Regions from separate parts of the Homo sapiens genome. Here region 2 is linked to region 1. Evidence: chromatin loops called from intact Hi-C (ENCODE). Cell type or tissue: B cell. All regions are shown on one strand. Each heading gives the region's core, and the rest is flanking DNA. Links, peaks and the distances in the headings are about the cores only.

What was found. Peaks named below come from ENCODE experiments on the same cell type or tissue, not always from the same donor. Only the 100,000 strongest peaks of a DNase experiment are listed, where the experiment ranks them.
Region 2: a loop joins it to region 1, with 3.0 times the contacts of the local background. A loop is called at or near these places in 4 of 110 quality-filtered maps.

What each region holds. Positions count from the first base shown.
Region 1 is chr6:31,969,159-31,978,308 of GRCh38, forward strand. SKIC2 (SKI2 subunit of superkiller complex) reads left to right here. Exons shown (of 28, transcript NM_006929.5): 27 at 122-262; 28 at 357-593. The coding sequence ends at 557. It overlaps DXO (decapping exoribonuclease), which reads right to left and starts at 2,980. Exons shown (of 7, transcript NM_005510.4): 1 at 2,771-2,980; 2 at 2,162-2,523; 3 at 1,754-1,989; 4 at 1,448-1,667; 5 at 1,185-1,320; 6 at 951-1,045; 7 at 657-866. The coding sequence starts at 2,517. The coding sequence ends at 719. WHR1 (winged helix repair factor 1) reads left to right here and starts at 3,205. Exons shown (of 7, transcript NM_004197.2): 1 at 3,205-3,353; 2 at 3,463-3,599. The coding sequence starts at 3,254. RefSeq lists an enhancer at 2,767-3,477. In B cell, for the core only: no CTCF peak of the experiment used is centred there; DNase peaks (open chromatin) are centred at 72, 1,653, 1,963, 3,133 and 3 weaker places; H3K4me3 peaks cover 2,124 bases; H3K27ac peaks cover 3,186 bases.
Region 2 is chr6:31,722,738-31,735,005 of GRCh38, forward strand. MPIG6B (megakaryocyte and platelet inhibitory receptor G6b) reads left to right here and starts at 636. Exons shown (of 6, transcript NM_138272.3): 1 at 636-707; 2 at 902-1,249; 3 at 1,405-1,495; 4 at 1,850-1,890; 5 at 2,028-2,107; 6 at 2,233-3,977. The coding sequence starts at 647. The coding sequence ends at 2,337. DDAH2 (DDAH family member 2, ADMA-independent) reads right to left here and starts at 6,562. Exons shown (of 6, transcript NM_001303007.2): 1 at 6,128-6,562; 2 at 5,909-6,008; 3 at 5,714-5,787; 4 at 5,436-5,555; 5 at 4,806-4,955; 6 at 4,303-4,616. The coding sequence starts at 6,424. The coding sequence ends at 4,500. CLIC1 (chloride intracellular channel 1) reads right to left here. Exons shown (of 6, transcript NM_001288.6): 2 at 11,417-11,526; 3 at 11,099-11,224; 4 at 10,829-10,935; 5 at 9,480-9,661; 6 at 7,862-8,266. The coding sequence ends at 8,105. RefSeq lists enhancers at 11,101-12,268, 11,975-12,268. In B cell, for the core only: a CTCF peak has its summit at 6,779; DNase peaks (open chromatin) are centred at 4,974, 6,814, 7,094, 7,464 and 2 weaker places; H3K4me3 peaks cover 3,263 bases; H3K27ac peaks cover 5,369 bases.

The sequences.
Region 1 (9,150 bases), core at 1-8,000:
CCAGGTGACCCCCTCCAGCCCTGTAAGTGCCCCAAGGATGGAAAATGGCTGCCTTCTTGATCTGGTCCTTCCCTGTCCTGGAGCAGGAAGGCAGGCCTTAACCTCTCCTTCTTTCCTGCAGGGAATAGAACGTGTCCGGGCTGTGGCCAAGCGGATTGGTGAGGTCCAGGTGGCTTGTGGCCTGAACCAGACGGTGGAGGAATTTGTGGGGGAGCTGAATTTTGGGCTGGTTGAGGTTGTATATGAGTGGGCCCGGGGCATGGTGAGTACCTGAGGTTTGGGATTTTGCAGACGGCTGGCTGGGGAGAACCTGCCCAGGCTGAGTGCATCCAGTCCTCACCCTACTTTCCCCACAGCCCTTCTCCGAGTTGGCAGGGCTCTCAGGGACCCCTGAGGGCCTGGTGGTCCGCTGCATTCAGCGCCTGGCTGAGATGTGTCGCTCACTGCGGGGGGCAGCCCGCCTGGTAGGAGAGCCTGTGCTGGGTGCCAAGATGGAGACAGCGGCTACCTTGCTACGGCGGGACATCGTATTTGCGGCCAGCCTCTACACCCAGTGAATGCCCCATGTAAAAACATGATGATAAAACAGCAAAGCACTGTTGTGTGCTTGAGTTGCTGGACAGGGATGACTCAGCTAAGAAGACAGCGAGAGAACCTCTTAGAAATATGCTTTTATTATCTGCACACAGAGATATGACTGCCTCCCTCTAAAGCATTACTATTTGGGAGAGGGAGTCTTGGGGGGTGATGGGAGGTCCTGAGTCATAGCTTCCACATACCATATGGGCAGGAAGGCGTAAGGTGCATCTTGGTGTACAGACACGGTGACTGGGCCGCCAGGCTCCCAAGAGAAGAGATGAACGAGCCTGGGGGGCAGATGGAGGCATCAGTTGAGGGCCAGAGGCTGGATCCTGGGATCCAGAGGGGAGGGACAGAGCTGAATGCCTCACCTGGGGTCATCCTGGACAACCGTGCTCTGGGCAAAGCTAAGGAAGGCGGCACAGAAGTTCATGCACACAGAGGGATTCCAGCCGTCACGGTCATTCTGGAGCAGGCAGAGGAGGAGGCAGAAGATGGGCAGTGGGGGTGGTGGGAGGAGAGAAGGCAGGCTGTTGCCCTGGATGCTAGACCTGTGGTCTTGGTGTTTGGGGATACGGGTGGGAGCTGCAACATCGTTCCCTTACCCTGACATATTCAAACATCTTCATGGTAGGAAAGGTCTTGAGGGAAGAGACAAAACCGTCTGGGTTACGGAAGCCAGCAACAACATTCGGGACCCCTGGGAGGAATGACTGAGCCCACCATTTCAGGAGCTTGTGTCTGACAGGAAAAGCAAGGGATCAGTGGGACCCCTCGTGCACCCTCCATTCTGCCTTCACCCTCCTCCCCAAGTCCCTTTCCCAGCCTTCAAGCCTAAGCTCTCGCCCTGCCCACCCCGATCCTGAACCTGTAGAAACTCCTCCATTGGCCAGGGCTGTGCATCTCCTTGGAGGTCTTGAGCTCCACATAGCAGGTTGGGGGCTGTGTGGATGGGGCTTGGGGGTCTGTGCAGTCTACCTCCCCTGAGAAGAGCAGAGGGTGGCTTCCCAGGCGGCTGCGTAGCACAGAGCAGAAGGCCACGTTGGTGTTAACCTCCCCAGAGGGGTCTGGGGAGCTTCCAGGTTTGTCTGCACAAGGAGAGAAGCAGCAGCAGGCGTGGGGGGCTCTCAACCTCTGGGAAGGGGAAGGGGGCTATGAAGCAGGGGCAACTCACCTGCACACATGTACTGCTCAAATTTGTATCCCATGTACATAAGCTCCCGGAGGAGCGGTGGCCGAGCAAGCCTCTGGGCCCGAGCGTTCGGTGTCTCCACTTCACTCAGGTATAGTGTTCCCTGGAACCGGGAGGCTGCCAGCTGCCAGCCCTCCTGCCGCTCATACGGTGTCGTCAGCAGTTTTGTCAGGTGCCCCCGCCACGTCACTATGGCCTCTGCCAGCCAGCCTGGACCCCTGAGAGGCAGGAGTTACAGGCTGAAGGTCTGACACAAGCATTAGTGAGATGCTCCCCTCGAAGAATAGTCTTGTTTCTTCTAAGGACTGATTCTCACCCCGGCTTTGGCTCTCCTAATTTTAGAGGGTAGGTACGGGTCTCCAGATATACTGCCTACCACGCTTTGCTCACCCCTCCAACCGGCCTCGGTGTTCCAGGAGCCAGCACAGCAGGTGGTCCAGCCTTTCCTGGACCTCCTCGTCCCGGGGCTGGTATCGATCCGGGTATCCGTCTCTGAGGTCAAAGTTGGGGCCTGGACCGTTAGTGGGGGGTGGGCTATAGTAGCGCAGGGCTCGGGCATCTCCATGGTACTGGCGTTGAGCATCCAGGGAGAAGCAGCCCAGTTCCGAAGGGCGCCGGTAGAAAGGAAAGGGCCCAGAGTAGAGGGCAGGGTCTGTGGGCAGAGAAGGTGCTGGACGAGGTAGTTTGTTCCGAGGCTCAGCTACCTCTGTCTTCTCAGCTCCTCTCTTGGTCCCCCTGGGATCCATGAGGTCCTAAGACAAGCAGGGGTACAGAGTTTCCATTCTACAGAGGAGGCCTGGAGAAGGATGACTGGTTTAGGACTAAGCGAGCCACCTGATCGCCAGGCTCTGGCCTTGAAACATTCAGGCCCCTCAGACGCCACCGCGGCCAAGCTCTCATCCTGCCTCTTTCCTTGCCCTTCACCCACCCTCCCTCCAGGTCCTCCAAATGCAGTGAGGTTAGGAAGGACGTCTGCGCTCAGATCAAGAATCCAGTTACCTCAAAGCTCCCCAACTTCCACCTCCGCAGAGCTATGACGTCATGGCAGGCACGCCAGAGGCCGAAGGATGCAAAAGTGGTTTTCTGCTTTCGATGATGCAATCATTCAGCGACAGTGGCGGGCAAACCCCTCCCGGGGCGGGGGAGGTGTGAGCTTCACGAAGGAGGTTGACACCAACGTGGCCACCGGCGCCCCTCCACGCCGCCAACGAGTCCCCGGGCGTGCGTGCCCTTGGAGGGAGCCAATCCGCGGCCGGCGTGGGGCCCGGCCTGGCGGAGGTGATGCTGGTATGTGCGTCGCCACCGCCCCTCCCAGCACTGACGGGCCTGAGGGACGACAAGTTGACGCTCCTTTCGTCATCACCTGGTCTAGGAGGGACGCCCGGGGAGACCGTACGTCACTGCTCTGCGCCGGAAGACCCTATTTTCAGGTTCTCTTCCCTCCATTCCTACCCCTTCCCCGGTACCATAAAATCCCGGGATATGAGCTGGAAGAGGCATCACCTGATCCCGGAGACCTTTGGAGTTAAGAGGCGGCGGAAGCGAGGGCCTGTGGAGTCGGATCCTCTTCGGGGTGAGCCAGGTAACCATGGCAACCCCGGGGGTGGGGCCTCGCTTCCGGTAGCCGAGAGTTTTGTTAGAACCGCGTCCCCGCCCCAGTTCCCTGTCCGTGAGCCGATTTATCTGCCCAGGGTCGGCGCGCGCGGCTGTCTCAGAACTCATGCAGCTGTTCCCGCGAGGCCTGTTTGAGGACGCGCTGCCGCCCATCGTGCTGAGGAGCCAGGTGTACAGCCTTGTGCCTGACAGGACCGTGGCCGACCGGCAGCTGGTGAGGGGCGTCGGTGCGACCGCCGGAAGCCCCTTTCCTAACTCCTGGAATTCCCTGTCACTCAGTCACTCCGCCAGCCGTTCAGCAAGCATTAGGCCTTTCAGGCGAGGGCACTGTGCCAGGCACTGGGGTGCCACAGAGACCCTGTTAAAAGTCCCGCAGGTAGTACAGGGCATTTCAAATCATGGAGGTAGAAGAACGAGGCTTTTGGGGAAACCGAGTCATGGGGCATGGTTCGAACATACAGCGCTGGGAGTGCAGTCAGACGTCAGATCATGACAGGCCTTGTACATCAGTGTTGTTTCCATCTTACACTGAGGCGATGGGCTGGTAGAGAATATCATAGAGAGAGGGAATGGTGTATTGGAGATAGTGGATGAGGCAGGGAGGTCAGCTAAGAAGATACTGCATCTGAGAAGTGGTGAAGGCCTAAATTAGGTCAGTGCAGTAGGGAGGGAGAGGAGAGTGAGGAAGAGGGAGGAGTCCAGGACAACTCAGACTTTCCAGATGACTGCGTGGCTGGTGGTATTAGGAGCACATTTAGTTGTTGGACTACAGATAATGTGTTTAATTTTATACAAGTTGAGTTGATGGTGCATGTGGAGCATCCAAAGACAAAGGTATTAGACAGTTGGATATGAGAGTTGGAGAGAATTCTGGGCCAGTGATAATAGAATTACAAGTCATGGAGGTGTGAATAGCAAGTGGTTAATTCTGTGATGTGGTGAGATCCAGTAGGAAGAGTGGGTAGAGGAGTGATTTCTAACCTTTTTGTAATCTTTAGAAGGTGATAAAAGCTATGGCTATCTCTCTCCAGAAAAATGCACGTTTGCCACATATACATAGGGTGTATGTATAGTTAGGGGGGAAATATTTTACTAATCCTGCGAGGTCCGTGGTTAAGGACTCCAGGTTTAGAGTGGAAGTTAATAGGGTCAAATCCACAATGCTGGGAAACACCATCATTTAAGGCAGTGTTACTGAATATATGAGCTGAGTTATTATGCCTGTGTCAAAATTACGTGGGCTGCTTGTTAAAAAAAATACAGGTTCCTGGGACTCATCCAAGGTTAATGAATTACGCTCTCTTGGGGCGGGATTTGGGACTCTACATTTTTGAACTGCCTCAAGTGCTTTTTAAGTGTGCCTTAAAATTTGAGATCCACTGACATAAAGGGAAAGCAGAAGAAGAGGAATCTGTGACAGAGGCAGAGAGGGACTTGCCTGAGTTAAGAGGAACCCAGAGGCCGGCGCGGTGGCTCACACCTGTAATCCCAGCACTTTGGGAGGCCGAGGTGGGTGGATCTCTTGAGCTCATGAGTTTGATACCAGCATGGGCAACATGACATAACCCCATCTCTACAAAAAATACAAAAATTAGCCAGGCGTGGTGGTACGCGCCTATAGAGCTACTGGGGAGGCTGAGGTGGGAGGATTGCTTGAGCTGGGGAGGCGGAGGTTGCAGTGAGCTGAGATAGCACCGCTGCACCCCACCCTGGGTGATAGAGCTAGACTTTGTCTCAAAAAAAAAAAAAAAAAAAGTAACCCAGGAAGAGGCCTACTGTGAAAGTAAAGAGATTTTTGAGAAAGTGAAGTAGTTGGCAGTATTAGAACCTGTGATTCAAGACAGTGGTCTAAGAAGAGGGAAGAGGTAAAGTAAAATATAAACTGAAATCTAGGCTGAGTGTGGTGGCTCATGCCTGTACTCCCACCACTTTGGGAGACTGAGGCAGGAGTATAGCTTGAAACCAAAAGTTTGAGACCAGCCTGGGCAACAAAGTGAGACCCCATCTTTACTAAATAACTGAGATCCCATCTCTACTAAATAAATAAATTAAAACACAAAAATTCTTAGCTGGGCATGGTGGTGTGCACCTATTGTTCTAGCTGTTTGGGAAGTTGAGGCAGAAGGAGTGCTTGAGCCCAGGAATTTGAGGCTGCAGTGAGCTATGATTGCACGACTGCACTCCAGGCTGGGTAACAGAGGGAGACCCTGTCTCTAAAAAAATGAAAACAACAACAAAAAAACCCAGAACTGAAATCTGTCCATTGGATTTAGCAGGTAGAAGGTTAATAGTGATCTTTCAAGAAAAGAGGAAAGAAAAGGAAGGCAGTCTAGCACTCACTTGAGGTGAGCTAGTCTCCCTGACTAGGTCTCCCGTGAGGAAGCATGCCAGATGGAACCACTCCTTAAGGAGTATTTGTTGATTTTAATGTATTGGTGTTAGCTTTTGTTTTTAAAAACCTTTAAAAGTTGCAGAATGAAAATATAAACATATATAATTTAAATGATGTTTATAAAGCAGATACCTATCTAGCCACTCCCTAGGTCAAACTATAGAATATGACCAGTATCCCACATATATCCCTCTCTGATCAAAATGTCTCTGATCAGAATGTCCCTGGGAGGTGACTGCTGTGGTCATTGTTGCCTTAGTTTTCCCTTTTTTTTTTTTTTTTTTGAGGTGGAGTGTCGCTCTGTTGCCCAGGCTGGAGTGCAGTGGTGTGATCTCAACTCACTGCAACCTCTGCCTCCTGGGTTCAAGCAATTCTCCTGCCTCACTGTCCTGATTAGCTGAGACTACAGGCACGCGCCACCATGCCCAGCTAATTTTGGTATTTTTAGTAGAGATGGGGGTTTCATCATGTTGGCCATAATGGTCTTGATCTCCTGACCTCGTGATCTGCCCTCCTCGGCCTCCCAAAGTGCTGGGATTACAGGCATGATCCACCGCACCCGGCCTAATTTTGTATTTTTATAGGGATGGGGTTTCACCCTGTTGGCCAGGCTGGTCTCAAACTCCTGACTCAGATGATCTGCCTGCCTCGGCCTCCCAAAGTGCTGTTTTTTTTTTTTTTAATTGTCTTTTTGATAATTCCACTATTTTTTTTTTTTTTTGAAAAGTCTCCCATGTCTACCTCTTTCCACACAGACACGGCAACCATCCGATTTCTCAATCTTTTCCCCACCTTTTCCCGCTTTCTAGTCCACAAAACCACCATTGTCATCGTGGCCCGTTCTCAATGAGCTGTTGGGCACACCTCCCAGATGGGGTGGTGGCCGGGCAGAGGGGCTCCTCACTTCCCAGCAGGGGCGGCCGGGCAGAGGCGCCCCTCACCTCCCGGACAGGGCGGCTGGCCGGGCGGGGGGCTGACCCCCCCACCTCCCTCCCGGACGGGGCGGCTGGCCGGGCAGAGGGGCTCCTCACTTCCCAGTAGGGGCGGCCGGGCAGAGGCGCCCCTCACCTCCCGGACGAGGCGGCTGGCCGGGCGGGGGGGGCTGACCCCACCACCTCCCTCCCAGACGGGGCGGCTGGCCGGGTGGGGGGCTGACCCCCCACCTCCCTCCCGGACGGGGCGGCTGGCTGCGTGGGGGGCTGACCCCCCCACCTCCCTCCCGGACAGGGCGGCTGGCCGGGCAGAGGGGCTCCTCACTTCCCAGTAGGGGTGGCTGGGCAGGGGCGCCCCTCACCTCCCGGACGGGGTGGCTGGCCGGGCAGGGGGCTGACCCCCCCACCTCCCTCCTGGAGGGGGCGGCTGCCGGGCGGAGATGCTCCTCACTTCTCAGACGGGGCGGCTGCCGGGCGGAGGGTCTCCTCCCTTCTCAGACGGGGAGGCTGGGCAGAGACCCTCCTCACCTCCCAGACGGGGTCGCGGCCGGGCAGAGGCGCTCCTCACATCCCAGACGGGGCGGCGGGGCAAAGGCGCTCCCCACATCTCAGACGATGAGCGGCCGGGCAGAGACGCTCCTCACTTCCTAGATGGGATGGCGGCCGGGCAGAGACACTCCTCACTTTCCAGACTGGGCAGCCAGGCAGAGGGGCTCCTCACATCCCAGACGATGGGCGGCCAGGCAGAGACGCCCCTCACTTCCCAGACGGGGTGGCGGCCGGGCAGAGGCTGCACTCTGGGCACTTTGGGAGGCCAAGGCAGGCGGCTGGGAGGTGGAGGTTGTAGCAAGCCGAGATCCCGCCACTGCACTCCAGCCTGGGCACCATTGAGCACTGAGTGAACCAGACACCGTCTGCAATCGCGGCACCTCCGGAGGCCGAGGCTGGCGGATCACTCGCGGTTAGGAGCTGGAGACCAGCCCGGCCAACACAGCGAAACCCCGTCTCCACTAACAAAATACGAAAACCAGTCAGGCGTGGCGGCGCGCGCCTGCAATCGCAGGCACTCGGCAGGCTGAGGCAGGAGAGTCAGGCAGGGAGGTTGCAGTGAGCTGAGATGGCAGCAGTACAGTCCAGCTTCGGCTCGGCATCAGAGGGAGACCGTGGAAAGGATAATTCCACTATTACTTGTCTTTTGGGGTTTGTTTTTATTCTCTCTTTGAGTTTTGTTTCCTTATGCGCCCAGTTACTTTTGAAAATGTTCTGGGCAGATTTGCCTAGATTAATAAATGCCCTCCATGTTCCAATTACTTTTTTTTTTTTGAGACAGTGTCTTACCCTGTCACCAAGCTGGAGTGCAGTGGTATGATCTTGGCTCACTGCAACCTCTGCCTCCTGAGTTCAAGTGATTCTCCTGCCTCAGCCTCCCAAGTAGCTGGCATTACAGGCACCTGACACCACGCCCAGCTAATTTTTTTTTTTTTTTTTTTTTTGAGACGGAGTCTCGCTCTGTCACCCAGGCTGGAGTTCAGTGGCATGATCTTGGCTTACTGCAAGCTCTGCCTCCTGGGTTCACCCATTCTCCCGCCTCAGCCTCCCGAGTAGCTGGGACTACAGGTGCCCGCCACTATGCCTGGCTAATTGTTTTTTTTTTTGTATTTTTAGTAGAGATGGGGTTTCACCGTGTTAGCCAGGATGGTCTTGATCTCCGGACCTCGTGATCCACCCGTCTCAGCCTGCCAAAGTGCTGGGATTACAGGCATGAGCCACCGCATCTGGCCTATTTTTGTATTTTTAATGGAGACCGGGTTTCATCATGTTGGCCAGGCTGGTCTTGAACTTGAACTTCTGACCTCAAGTGATCCACCCTTAGCGTCCCAAAGTGCTGGGATTACAGGCATGAGCCACCGTGCCCGGCCCCAGTTATTTTTATTTTTATTTTTTGAGTTAGAGTCTCACTCTGTCACCCAGGCTGGAGCGCAGTGGCATGATCTCGGCTCACAGCAACTTTCTGGGTTCAAGCAGTTCTCCTGTGTCAGCCTCCTGAGTAGCTGGGACTACAGGCACACATCACCACGCCCGGCTAATTTTTGTAGTTTTAGTAGAGACGGGGTTTTACCATATTGGTCAGGCTGATATTGAACTCCTGACCTCAGGTGATCCACCCACGTCAGCCTCCCAAAGTGCCGGGATTACAGGCTTGAGCCATCTCGCCCGGCCTACTTAGATGTTATATTAGTGGTAATTCCTGTTATCCTGTGAGCTCTTTAGTGTCTAAACAATTTTTTTTAAGAGATGGGGTCTCACTGTGTTGCCCAGTTGCAATCATATCTTACTGCAGCCTCAAACTCCTGGGTCAAGTGATCCTCTTGCCTTAGTCTCCCAAGTAGCTAGGACCATAGGTGTCTGCCCCCACGCCTGGCTGTTTTTACATTTTTTGT
Region 2 (12,268 bases), core at 1,897-9,896, 240 kb before region 1:
CCAGCTACTCAGGAGGCTGAGACAGGAGACTCACTTGAATCCAGGAGCCGGAGGCTGCAGTGAGTCGAGATTGCACTCCAGCCTGGCCACAGAGCAAGACTCTGACTCAAAAAAAAAAAAAAAAAAAAGAATAGAAATAGTAATAATAATGGCAAGCACTTACATAGTGATCCTATGTATTCTAAGCAGTTTACATGTATTACTTTATTTCGTTATCACAATCCCCTACAAAACAGGAGTTTTTTTTGTTGTTGTTTTTGAGACAGGGTCTGGCTGGCTCTGTCGCCCAGGCTGGAGTGCAATGGCCTGATCACAGTTCACTGCAACCTCGACCTCCTGAGCTCAAGCGATCCTCCCTCCTCAGCCTCCTAAGTAGCTGGGATTACAGGCGCACCTGAAAAGTTAAGCAGGCCAAAGCATTTGTGTAAATGGCCCGAGCACACATTTTAAGTGAGAACCATTTGAAGACTCCGAGTTTGCCTGCGAGGATTCCCAAAGGGATCTGGGCAGCTGGTGGCCCCGCCCCCTCTCTTATCGGAGCCCCCCAGCCCCTCCGTTCTCCCCACGCCTAACTTCCCTCCGGTCCCCCCCCAACCGGCCCCACGCCGCTGATTCGCTCGCAGCTTCTCCTCACCACATCCTAACCATGGCTGTGTTTCTGCAGCTGCTACCGCTGCTGCTCTCGAGGGCCCAAGGGAACCCTGGGGGTAAGCGATCCCTGGGAGAGTTGTGATAGACGCAGAGGGGCTGAAGCAAGATAAGGGCCGCCTAGTAGGGTGGGTTGTGTGTGGGAAGATCCAGGATGGCTGGAGTGCAGAACAGAGAAGAGAAAGAGGAGACGGGATGGAGGGTCGTCTTGCCCTGTGGACGTGCCCTAACCACAGCCTCCGGCCTCTCCTAGCTTCTCTGGACGGCCGCCCTGGGGACCGGGTGAATCTCTCCTGCGGAGGAGTCTCTCATCCCATCCGCTGGGTCTGGGCACCCAGCTTCCCGGCCTGCAAGGGCCTGTCCAAAGGACGCCGACCGATCCTGTGGGCCTCTTCGAGCGGGACCCCCACCGTGCCTCCCCTCCAGCCTTTCGTCGGCCGCCTACGCTCCCTGGACTCTGGTATCCGGCGGCTGGAGCTCCTCTTGAGCGCGGGGGACTCGGGCACTTTTTTCTGCAAGGGCCGCCACGAGGACGAGAGCCGTACAGTGCTTCACGTGCTGGGGGACAGGACCTATTGCAAGGCCCCCGGGCCTACCCATGGTAGGTGCAGGCCTGTGCGCACAAGGGTACTTAACTCCGACACATACCCGGAGGAGGGAAGAGGGCCTTGGCTGGGGGTTCTTGAGCGGGACTGCTGGCTGTCCCTCGTCAAACCCCTGACCTCAGCATCCCTCCCCGCCACGCCTTTCCCCCAGGGTCCGTGTATCCCCAGCTCCTGATCCCGCTGCTGGGCGCTGGGTTGGTGCTCGGACTGGGAGCTTTGGGCCTGGTCTGGTGGCTGCACAGGTGAGCAGGAGGGACCCGGCCTCGTTAAATGGGGAGTGACCAGAGGTGGAAGGGGCAGGACCAGAACCTTCGCAAAAGAAAGAGCTAGACCTAGAGCTCTGGTCCTGGCTTGGCGAAGAATGGGAGAGGTCAAAGGTGGGAGCGAGGCCGCTGACTGGTGAGTAGAGCCCCACCAGAGCAGATGAGCTGGAAGTGCAGCAGAGTTAGAGCCTGGGCTGGACTGTCGGTGGGGTAGAGTCTAAGTTGTTTCCGGTCTGAGCCTTCAAGTTGCTGGGCTGTCCTTGGCGTGGCGAGTCCCAGGAGAACCAGTGAGACAAGACTGGTGGTTCTCAAAGACTCATATGTCCCTTACAGGCGCCTGCCCCCGCAACCGATTCGACCACTCCCTAGATTTGGTGAGACTAATTCCACCCCATTTTCTTTCTCCTACATGCCCACTCCCCACCCCTCAATTCCTGAGTCTGAGCCCTTGCTGGGAGCAGACACGTTGGTCACCTTCTCTCCATCCTTCAGCTCTGTCCCCCCCACATAGCTCCACTTGTGAAAACCGAGCCCCAGAGGCCAGTAAAGGAGGAAGAGCCCAAGATTCCAGGGGACCTGGACCAGGAACCGGTAAGGGCATGGGGATGGGAAGGGGATAGCCAGAATCTCTGAGGAAAATGGACCAAAAAAAAAAAGGCCTGAACCCCAAGGAAGACTGTGGAGACCATCTTGTCTTCCTCCCCTTCCTCCTCCAGAGCCTGCTCTATGCGGATCTGGACCATCTAGCCCTCAGCAGGCCCCGCCGGCTGTCCACAGCGGACCCTGCTGATGCCTCCACCATCTATGCAGTTGTAGTTTGAAGGGAAGCCCTTACTCCAAACCTCCCAAGCTAGGGGATCCCAGCTCCCCATAATCCCTCTCCCCTCCTTGGTTCCTCACCTGGAAGAGGAAGGCACCATGGTATAGAAATAAGTGCTAGACTGGGAGTTGGGAGACCTGGGTTCCAGGCTGTCTCTGCCACTGGTCTTACTTCTAAACTTACTCCCATCTCTCCTATAACCTCCATGTCTCCCTCACCACCAGTGTCCTCTCTATACCCAATCAAGCCCTAGCTCCTTTTTTTTTTTTTTTTGAGACGGAGTCTCGCTCTGTTGCCCAGGCTGGAGTGCAGTGACACCATCTCCCTCACTGCAAGCTCCGCCTGCCGGGTTCACACCATTCTCCTGCCTCAGGCTCCTGAGTAGCTGGGACTACAGGCGCCCGCCACCACGCCCAGCTAATTTTTTGTATTTTTAGTAGAGACGGGGTTTCACTGTGTTAGCCAGGATGGTCTTGATCTGCTAACCTCGTGATCCACCCGCCCCGGCCTCCCAAAGTGCTAGGATTACAGGTGTGAGCCACCGCGCCCGGCCTGATTCTTTAAGCTGTTTTTCTTTGTTGCTGGTGTTTTCTTTTTGGACTCCTCTTCCTTGCTCCATATCCCTACAGTATTTCCCACCATTCTAGGTTTGTCCCTTTCTCTTCTTCTGGGACACTCTCATCAACAGTCAGTCCTCAGCCCCCTCCTCTGCAAATGACACTCAGAACTCTCTCTGGCTCAGATCTCAGATTTGGGATTAACAAACTTCCACTTAGACATTCTGCCTGACTGACCTCAGGCATTTCGCACTCTGAATGTCAAACCCAACTCATTGTCATCTCTGAAGCTGCTCACTTAATTCTCCTCTGTATTCTCTTTAACAACCCAGTTGCCCAACCCAGAAACTGGGAGTCACGCAGACCTCCTTTCTCTCTTACTCCCACACAATGAGCCATGAAGTCCAGTCTTTCTATCTTAACATCACTGTCAAACCCACACTGTATTCCATGCCCAGCGCTGCCACGTGAATGTACTCTGCTCACTTCCTTCCTGGATTACCCATAGCCCCACCTCATCCTCCTACCCTTGCTTTCCTCCCTGAAGTCAGAGAGATCCTACTCAAGAGATAACTGCTCCTGACAGCCCTTATTACAGAACTGAAGTACTCTCCTTAGCTTCAGCTCTGTGCCCACGTGCCTTGGCTTTGGATACAAGGTACTACAGCACTTTGTCCACTCTCCAGGCTTACCTGTGTCATTCCACATGCACATCTTAGAAAATGCCAGCCTTAGAGAATTCTCCCTAGCCCCAAAATGTCTTTGCCCAGTGCAATTCCTTCTTCCTGTATTACCCCTTTCCCTCCTTCACACTATCTGCCTGGCTAATTCTTATTTATCCTTAGTTCAAGTATGGCCTTTTCTGGGAAGGTGACCCTCCTTGGCCACCCCTTGCATATACTTTGATGCCCTAGGGCGCACCCCCTTTATTTCCCTCATAGAAACAGCCTTCTGTAAATTGTTCCATGACAACCTGTATTTCAATTTGTAAGAAATTTGCATGTACTGTGAGCTCCCCAACGTCAGGAGACTGACCCTTTTGATATCATTGCTAAGCCTCATTAAATGAATGAATGAAAATGAATGTCCCTGGAAGTGTCATTTCTTTTTCTTTATCAAATAGGGGTGGACTGGTAATCTACCAGTCTCTGAATCATCTAACATTTAGATAAATTCAGTGAGCAATCCACCCATACACTCTTTTCTCTGCCCTGGACACACTTCCCATGATAGAAATTCTGTCTTGTTCATCTTGTGCTCAAGTACCTATGACATGGTTGGGCAATGAGTTGATAAGTACCTAACAAGATTTTTGAATAAGAGGCCTTCTTCCCTGCACTGACCCCAAACTCAGGTTTCAGCCCTGCCCTATCCCTTTGCCCCAGTAAGACACCAGTCACAGCCCAGTCTAAAAGGTCAATTCTATTTTATTGGTTCTGAGAGGGAGGATTCACCCAGTGGATCCTTTTCCCTACACTCTCCCCTCCCCCAATATTGAGGCTCTCTCCCAACTACTGCCTATTCAGCATTCTCTATCTAACCCTCCTTCCCCTTCTACTTCCTATACTATCCTACCCCTGGCCAGCAGTACCCCAAGGCCAGGCCCTCAGCTGTGGGGGCGTGTGCTGAGCACCAAGCAGAGGGAGCTGAGCCCGGCGCCAGCCTTCTCCAGTTCTGAGCAGGACACAGGTACCAGGGTGACATCAGAGAGCTTCTGCAGTGCCTGCACAGGGAAGACATGGAGTGGGGAGAGGGGAGTGAGACCTCAGGCTGAGCCAGGCCACTCTTCCAGCCAGCTCAGAGTGGCCCCACCCAGGCTTCTAGAGAAGGTACCCTTCCTTCCTCCCACTAGGAAAGCCTGAAACTCTTTTCTCTGATGGTGCTTGGTGTTGGAGTTCCTGCCCTCTCTCACCTCCTGGCTGTTGGGCAGATCCCCACCTCCACGGTGCAGGAGGAAAGGGGGCACACCAGGCAACCCAGGACGAAGAAAGAGACAGTCAGCAGCTGCGTCATCTGGGAGGGTCAGGGAGGCATATGGGTGATCTGTCAGCACTGCCATTGCCTAGAGGAAAGAGGAAGTGTTCGAGTCTCAGAACCTCTCCACAGCTGTGTCTGCCTGCTCAACCACCACTAAGGGCTGGGGACGGACTGACATTTGTGGAAAATAATGACAGCAAGCACATAGAGCTTACGATATGTCAGACACTAAGTACTTTAGTTACCTTTGCTAATTTCCACCTTGGAATCACATGCAGTTATTTTCAACCCCCTACCTTCCCCAGCCCCTCCTATCTGTCCTACCCATCCTTAGAGTCACAGTTTAGGTGCCACCTTTGGGGTTTCCTGAAACTCCGGAAGAGCAAATTAATCACCCCTGTTCCCAGTCCTGCTGTTGTAACTTCTTATTTTCTCCTGTGTTCTTTCATGTAAGATGGACAGCCCATTGAGGGCAGGGGTTAGGGCTAATTTCCTAAGCCTCCCAGCTCCCGGCCTCCCGGGCCCAGAACTGCGCCCACTTTCGTTGGCCCCGCCCCCTCCTCACCCGGACAGCCTTTTGGGCAGCGTCGCTGCTGCCTGCCACAACAGTGCGAGGTCCCCCCATGCCGCAGAGACCGCGCAGGTGGGAGGGACCCGAGACTGGCACAGTGGAGACGGCGAAGTCCTAGGGAGAGCGAAGGGAGGTATTCAGGGGCGCGGGAGGGGTGATGGGGTATCTTCAAACATAGGCTGCTCTCTGCCTCTCATTTCCTCAGCGGGCGCCCAGGCCCTTCCGACCCCCACCTGCACCCCCTCCCTCCCTAGGCTGGTCCCGCTCCGCACCCGGAACGTGTCCGCCACGATCTCAGCTCCTCGGTGATTGGTCCATTTGGAGAGGCCTACGAAAAACTCCCGGCCTGAGTCCGGGAGGCCGCGGAGGTTTGAGGGCGGGAGTGAGTTAGAAACAAGGCTCCAGACGGCCGAGTCTCCCAAACTCTACTTCCCTGTGCCAAGACCTATGCCTCCCCCCAGCCTCACCGGTGAAGAGAACGTCAGTGCCATCCAGCGTCGCGTTCTCGTCTCCTATTTCCACAATTCGGAGCCCCAGGTCTTGCAGGGCTTTGCGGACTCCATCGACCTTAGGATAGGAGAAGAGGGCACGGAGCTGTGACACCCCCATCCTCAATTCTTCCCCAAAGCCCCGACATCCAGTTCCTTCTGCCTTTCCCCATACCACACCCGCGCCACGGCGCTCACCTCTGGCCTACGAGCGGGGCTCCAGGGCCGCGTGATTAGGGCCGTGTCCCCTTGGATCACGGCCGTGTCGCCAAGCAGCGGTCCCAGCGGCAATGACTCCTCAGGTGGCAGTTCTAGCAGCTGTAGCCCCAGTCGTTGCCTCAGTTTACCTCCCAGCACCCCGTGCTCCCTTTGAGCTTTGGCCAGATCCAGAGCGGGAAGGCCAGCCCCCGCACCTTCCCCCGACGCCAGGCTCTCTGGGACTCCCCGGATCAGGGCATGGGAGCAGCGGCCCAGCCCCTCCCCCGGCGTCCCCATCCCATCCACACAGACTCCCCCTCCAACCGCTCGGATTTCTTAGTTTTCTTGTTTCTTCACCTGTCTGGGAGAAGAAACAGAAAAGGAGGAGACAGAGAAAAAGACATGCAGACAAGGGCGTTGGGGGTGGTTAAGAGCGCCCAGGTCTTCCTCCTGCCATCTCTAGGCGTCCCTCCCACTCCGCCCCACCCACTCCAGACCTTCCGCTCCTGTCGACCTCACTCTACCCAGCACCCTCAGGGGTCAGATTCTTTAAGAGGAGCCTGAGGAACAAGGCTAGGGTCTCTAATCTCCAAAACACCTGTTGCCCCTGCTTGGGGGCTTGTGAGGTCCCTGTCGGGCGCCCCTCTTGGCAGCCACTAGGATGCGCTCACTCCCCAAAAATGCAGCAGCCCCGCCCCCTTAACCCTCAGCTGCTCGCTACCGCAGGGACTGGAAGTCCAGCCCGCGACCCGCAGGGGTTATGGGACAGAAGGAGAAAGCTGGAGAGGCAGGGGCTGGGGAATGGAAGTCCTGAATACCCGAACGAGAAGGGAGAGAGGTGGGTAGGAAGGGAGGAGTTCGAGCCTAAGGAGTTAAGCATCCTCTCTCCGCCCTGGCTGGTCACGCTGCCCCTAGCGCGACCTAGTATAAACCAGACCGAGTCCCGAAGGACTGGGAGAGGTCTAAAACGAAATGCGAGGGGCGGGGTAACAGGGGGCGTGGTTCCGGGGCGCTGGCACTACTCCCGGCTCCAGGACCCGGTTCCCCGTCTATGTCCCAAAGTCCACCCCGCCTAGCTCCGCGCCCAAATACCGGCTCCCCATACTCTCTGTCTGGTGCAGGCATGGGCCCGGCACCCCCAAACTCCGGCCCCCACACGGTTCAGGGCCCCCCACGCAAGACTCACCTCCAGCGGCCACCCCCACTCCTGTCGCGCTGTGATCTCGGCTGGGGCCCCACCCCCCGAGGACAGAGTTGGTGGAGAAGGGAGTCCCCGTCTTCAAGCCTCGGGGACTGGGAGCTCTGGCTTTTAGCGCGGGTCCTTGTGTAGGCGAGCTCATATACTACGATGGGGCAGGGGCGCGACGGTCTGGCGGCTCCGGGGCATTGTCTAAGCGGGACGGGGCGGGGCTTCTTCGGGCCACGCCCATTCCGCCCTGCTAAGCCTCGCCCATTACATCCAGACTGCGCCCCCCTTGCCAGAAATCGGCACCGCCCAGCGAGCGCTGCCCAGGCCCACCCAGATCTGGCCGGCCCTGGCGACGGGGCTGCAAACGCTTCGTAGACCTCAGAACAGCGCAACGGCGGACCGGCGGACCGGCACGAAACATAGCAGCCCCACCACAAACATTTCCCTTCTTAATTCCTGGCTTCTGCCCTGAGCTCAAGATCACTGACCCACCCCTCATTCCATGTCGCCCACACTTTAAATCCCCATTGCGTAAAAACACTTGATTTTTATTCTGTATTTTATTACTGAAATATGTTGTCCTACTCATCCCACCCCACAATAAAAATCTGACCCAGGCCCCCCATTTCTTTCCCTCATCCCCTCTTCCACCACACCATCCCGGAACAAGTGCTCCAGGATTCCCTGCCCACTGGCCATTTTGGAGTGTGTCCATTGGGTAGCAATGTGGAAACCACCAGGGCCTTTGTGGAGAAAATGGAGGGGGTTGAGGGAGTCCCAGGAGGGGCTTATTTGAGGGCCTTTGCCACTTGCTCATAGGCGAGCTCGATCTCCTCATCATCTGGACAGGTGGAAGCGAATTCTTCCCGGGCGTAGGCATTGCTCAAGTACCGATGCACTCCCCGGAAGGCCTCGGGGATGGTGAATCCCCGGTACTTCTTACACACCACCTGAGGATGGGGAGAGGAGAGGGACCAACATGTTAGACCCAGGGAAGCCACCTTGGCTTTCCCTTCTCCCCAGGCCGACATGATAAAACCAGCTCAACTCCTCACTGTCTTGTACTGTCGTTAGCCTTCCTTCTCACTTACTGAAATCCTGGCTTTTAATAACCAGCCATTTTTCCTGAGTTTTTAAAACTTGAGATATAATTTACTTATAAAATTCTCCTCTTGAATTTCCACAGTGACTTTTTCCCCCTATACCACTTCAGGCACTGACACAGGTGACTTTTGTCTCTATATTTTTCATCAGACTTTTTTTTTTTTGAGATGGAGTCTTGCTGTCACCCAGGCTGGAGTGCAATGGCGCGATCTTGGCTCACTGCAACCTCCGCCTCCCGGGTTCAAGTGATTCTCCTGCCTCAGCCTCCCAAATAGCTGTGATTACAGGTGCCCACCACCATGTGCGGCTAATTTTTGTAATTTTAGTAGAGATGGGGTTTCACCATGTTGGCCAGGCTGGTCTCGAACTCCTAACCTCAGGTGGTCCACCAGCCTTGGCCGCCCAAAGTGTTGGGATTATAGGCGTGAGCCACCACGCCCGGCCCATCTGACTTTTCATCATATATTCTTAACTTTCATGTGAATATTTTATTGTCTCAGATTTCAACCCTTTGAGAGCAAGGCCCAGTCACCATACACTTGTGTATCTTTCAATGCTTAGTACACAGATGTTCACTACATAGTTGTGTGGCAGACTGATGTCAGGCCCATGTTGCACAAACTAAACCATAGCTTTGAGACTATGACAAAAACATGGGAACCAGCAGTTTTGATCTTCCACAAGAGGAAGTGAAGACTGAAGTTATAAAGAAAGTTAAAGCTTTGACTTTAGGAAAAGCCTGCTCTGTCTAATCTGGGAATTTGGCAGTGATACCGAGACAGGAAGAGCATTCTTCAAAAGTAATACTGGGATGTATTCCTCTTTGCTAGTCTGTTTGCACCCATGACTTACATCATGGAATATAATTATCTCAAGCAGTGGTCTTGTTAGCAATGACTGCTGCAAAGGACTGGGGTGGGGTCTGCCATTGGTAGCAATTTATGAAAACCACCCTAAGAAAGAAATCGTCTTTAGAGTGGTTGTCAGGGGAAGCCCATGTGGGAGCTCCTTAAAGGGCCACTCCAGTGGTCATCCTCTCCTCCCGCAATAACCACACACCTGTACTATGTGTAACTTTGGCAACAGGTTGCAGTCAGCCAGGGTGAGCTCGTTGCCATCCAAAAACTTCCTCTGAGAGACACCTTCATCTTCAGCACTGGTTTCATCCACTTCTTCTGGGAGGGGGGATGTTAAGTAATTGTCTAAAACCTTCAGGGCTTTCAGGAGTCCCTTCTCCAGATCTGTGCAAGAGAGGGAACTGATTAGAACTTCAGGAAAAGATTGACATAGTCCGAAAAGGCCCGTTGGGGGTGGATACTAATGGTGAGTCCAAAATAATAATAGCTAACACTCATGTAGTTACTTTTCTATGTGTTATTCTAAGCACTTTACATTTTATTTTATGTTAGACGGAGTCTTGCTCCGTTGCCCAGGCTGGAGTGCAGTGGCATGATCCCGGCTCACTGCAACCTCTGCCTCCTAGATTCAAATGATTCTCCTGCCTCAGCCTCCTGAGTAGCTGGGATTACAGGTGCCTGCCACCACAACTGGCTAATTTTTGTATTTTTTTCAGTAGAGACCAGTCATGTTGGCCAGGCTGGTCTCCAACTCCTAACCTCAGGTGGTGCGCTAGCCTCGGCCTCCCAAAGTGAACACTTTACATTTTACAAACTCATTTATATCGCCGGGTGCAGTGGCTCACTCCTGTAATCCCAGCACTTTGGGAGGCCGAGGCAGGTGGATCACCTGAGGTCGGGAGTTCAAGACCAGCCTGGCCAACATGGTGAAACCCTGTCTCTACTAAAAATACAAAAATTAGCTGGGCGTGGTGATGCACGTCTGTAATCCCAGCTACTCAGGAGGCTGAGGCAGGAGAATTGCTTGAACCCGGCAGGCAGAGGTTGCAGTGAGCTGATTGCACCACTGCACTCCAGCCTGGGCGACAGAACGAGACTCCATCTCAAAAAAAAAGAAAAAAAAAAATTTATATCAACCCATGAAATAGGTATTGTCATCCTAATTTTGTGGATCTGGAAATGGACTTACAGAGAGGTGAAATGATTGCTCAAAATTATACGGCTAGTTGGATTTGTACTCAGGTAGTCTGGATCTAGAGTGATGACTGTTCTTAAGCATGACCCTATTCTGCCAGAAAACAGGCCAGCAGCCAACTAACGTCCTCAGTGGGGCAGAAGAGGCTAGGGAACAAATGAGAAAAGCTTAAAAGTCTTGGCCAATGAAAATGCAGGGAAATATAGAGGTAAAGCAAAAATGGGAAGCTGGGGGAAATTTACGAACATCTGCTTCATCTCCCTGATATCTGAACGTCCAGGTGCCCCTAATGTCTCCTACCCGCTGGGTCCTCTCTATTCCTCCCAGGACCCAGGCCTCTGACCCACAAGACTCACTGTCATTGAGTGCTGGGTTTGAATTCTTGATGTAGGCAGAAAATTTGGCAAATATGTCCAGCCCAGCTGTGTTGGACTCAGGGTTCAGAGCTGCCAGCTTGGGGTACCTGAAAGCCAATGGGAAAAATGAGGTAAGATGTCTTCCTGGGAGGAACCTCAGCTAGCTCTCCTGCCCCAGCCCCACCACCATCTCTGTTTTCCATTTCTGCAAACTGTCTGTTTCCCAGAATCTCCCTGCTCCACCTCTCCACTTTCTGAGTGCCCCTATACCTGGGAGGGCACAGCACTGCCTCCAGAAATTCCTCAATCTTGTTGGTGTCTGTGTGCACTTCAGTGCCATACAGCAGGAATGGGAGCTGCCCCCCTGGGCACAGCTTCTGCACTGTCTCGGTCCGCCTGGAGAAAGGATCAGGAATCAGGACTGGAAATGGGGGTCAGGAAGAACCAGAAAGGGGGAATGGAGGACGTGGGATAAGAAAGGGACTCCAGGGGGAGGGCAAAAATGTTCATGACAGAAGGACTCGGGTGGGTGTGTGTTTGCACACATGTGTACACCAGGGGTGTTTCAAGGAACATAAGCAGGCCTACCTTTTGGTGTCAACGGTGGTAACATTGAAGGTGACTCCCTTGAGCCACAGTACCATGAACAGTCTCTGGGAGAATGGGCAGTTCCCAATCTTGGCCCCATCACTGCCAGCCTGAAAAGTAACCCCAACCCAAGGTTATGCCTGATGCACCCCACCCATCCCTAGGCCAGTCCCTGCATTCCCACTCCCAGACCAGCTGTTTTCTGCCTAGTCATGACACATACACTGTCCCCTCACTATGGGCTCTTTGCCCTTGGGCCTGGGTCAAACCTAAGGCAGATCAATGGGAAACTGTTTTGCAAAGGCAGGCTTCTGGTTCCCCAGACACTGAGGACAGGTGGGAGGTAGGTAGAGGGAGGAGGTCCTGGAGAACTTGGGAGGATCTGAATCCTAGAGAGGGAAGGGTGTGGAACTTCAGTGAGGCCAGAGTTGTAGGCTAGAAGCCTGGATTTCTGGGTTCCTGAAGGGAGTAGAGTCTGAAGACAGGAGAGGTGGGTGGGGTTTGGGAGCCAGAGTTTTGGTTCTCTACACCTCCAATCCAAGGTGTCTTTGGGTGGGGAGTCTAGTCAAGGGGCCCTGGGCCTCGCGCTAGAGATGTGGAGGGCCCTACAGAGAGGGGCTGCCCTCTAATTAGCAAGTGGTGACCTCATTGGCCCAAGGGACACCTCCCCCTAAGCTGAGGGTGATTCATCTCTCTGTCTCCGGCTTCCTTCCTGTCAAGGATGTGGGGGAAGGGACAGTGAGGATGAGGCCTGGGCAGCTAAGGCTACCCCTAACCTGCTGCCAGGGTCTCCCAGCACAAGTCCTCTGACTGCAATAACCATCCTCTCACAGGACACAGGGCCGGAATCTC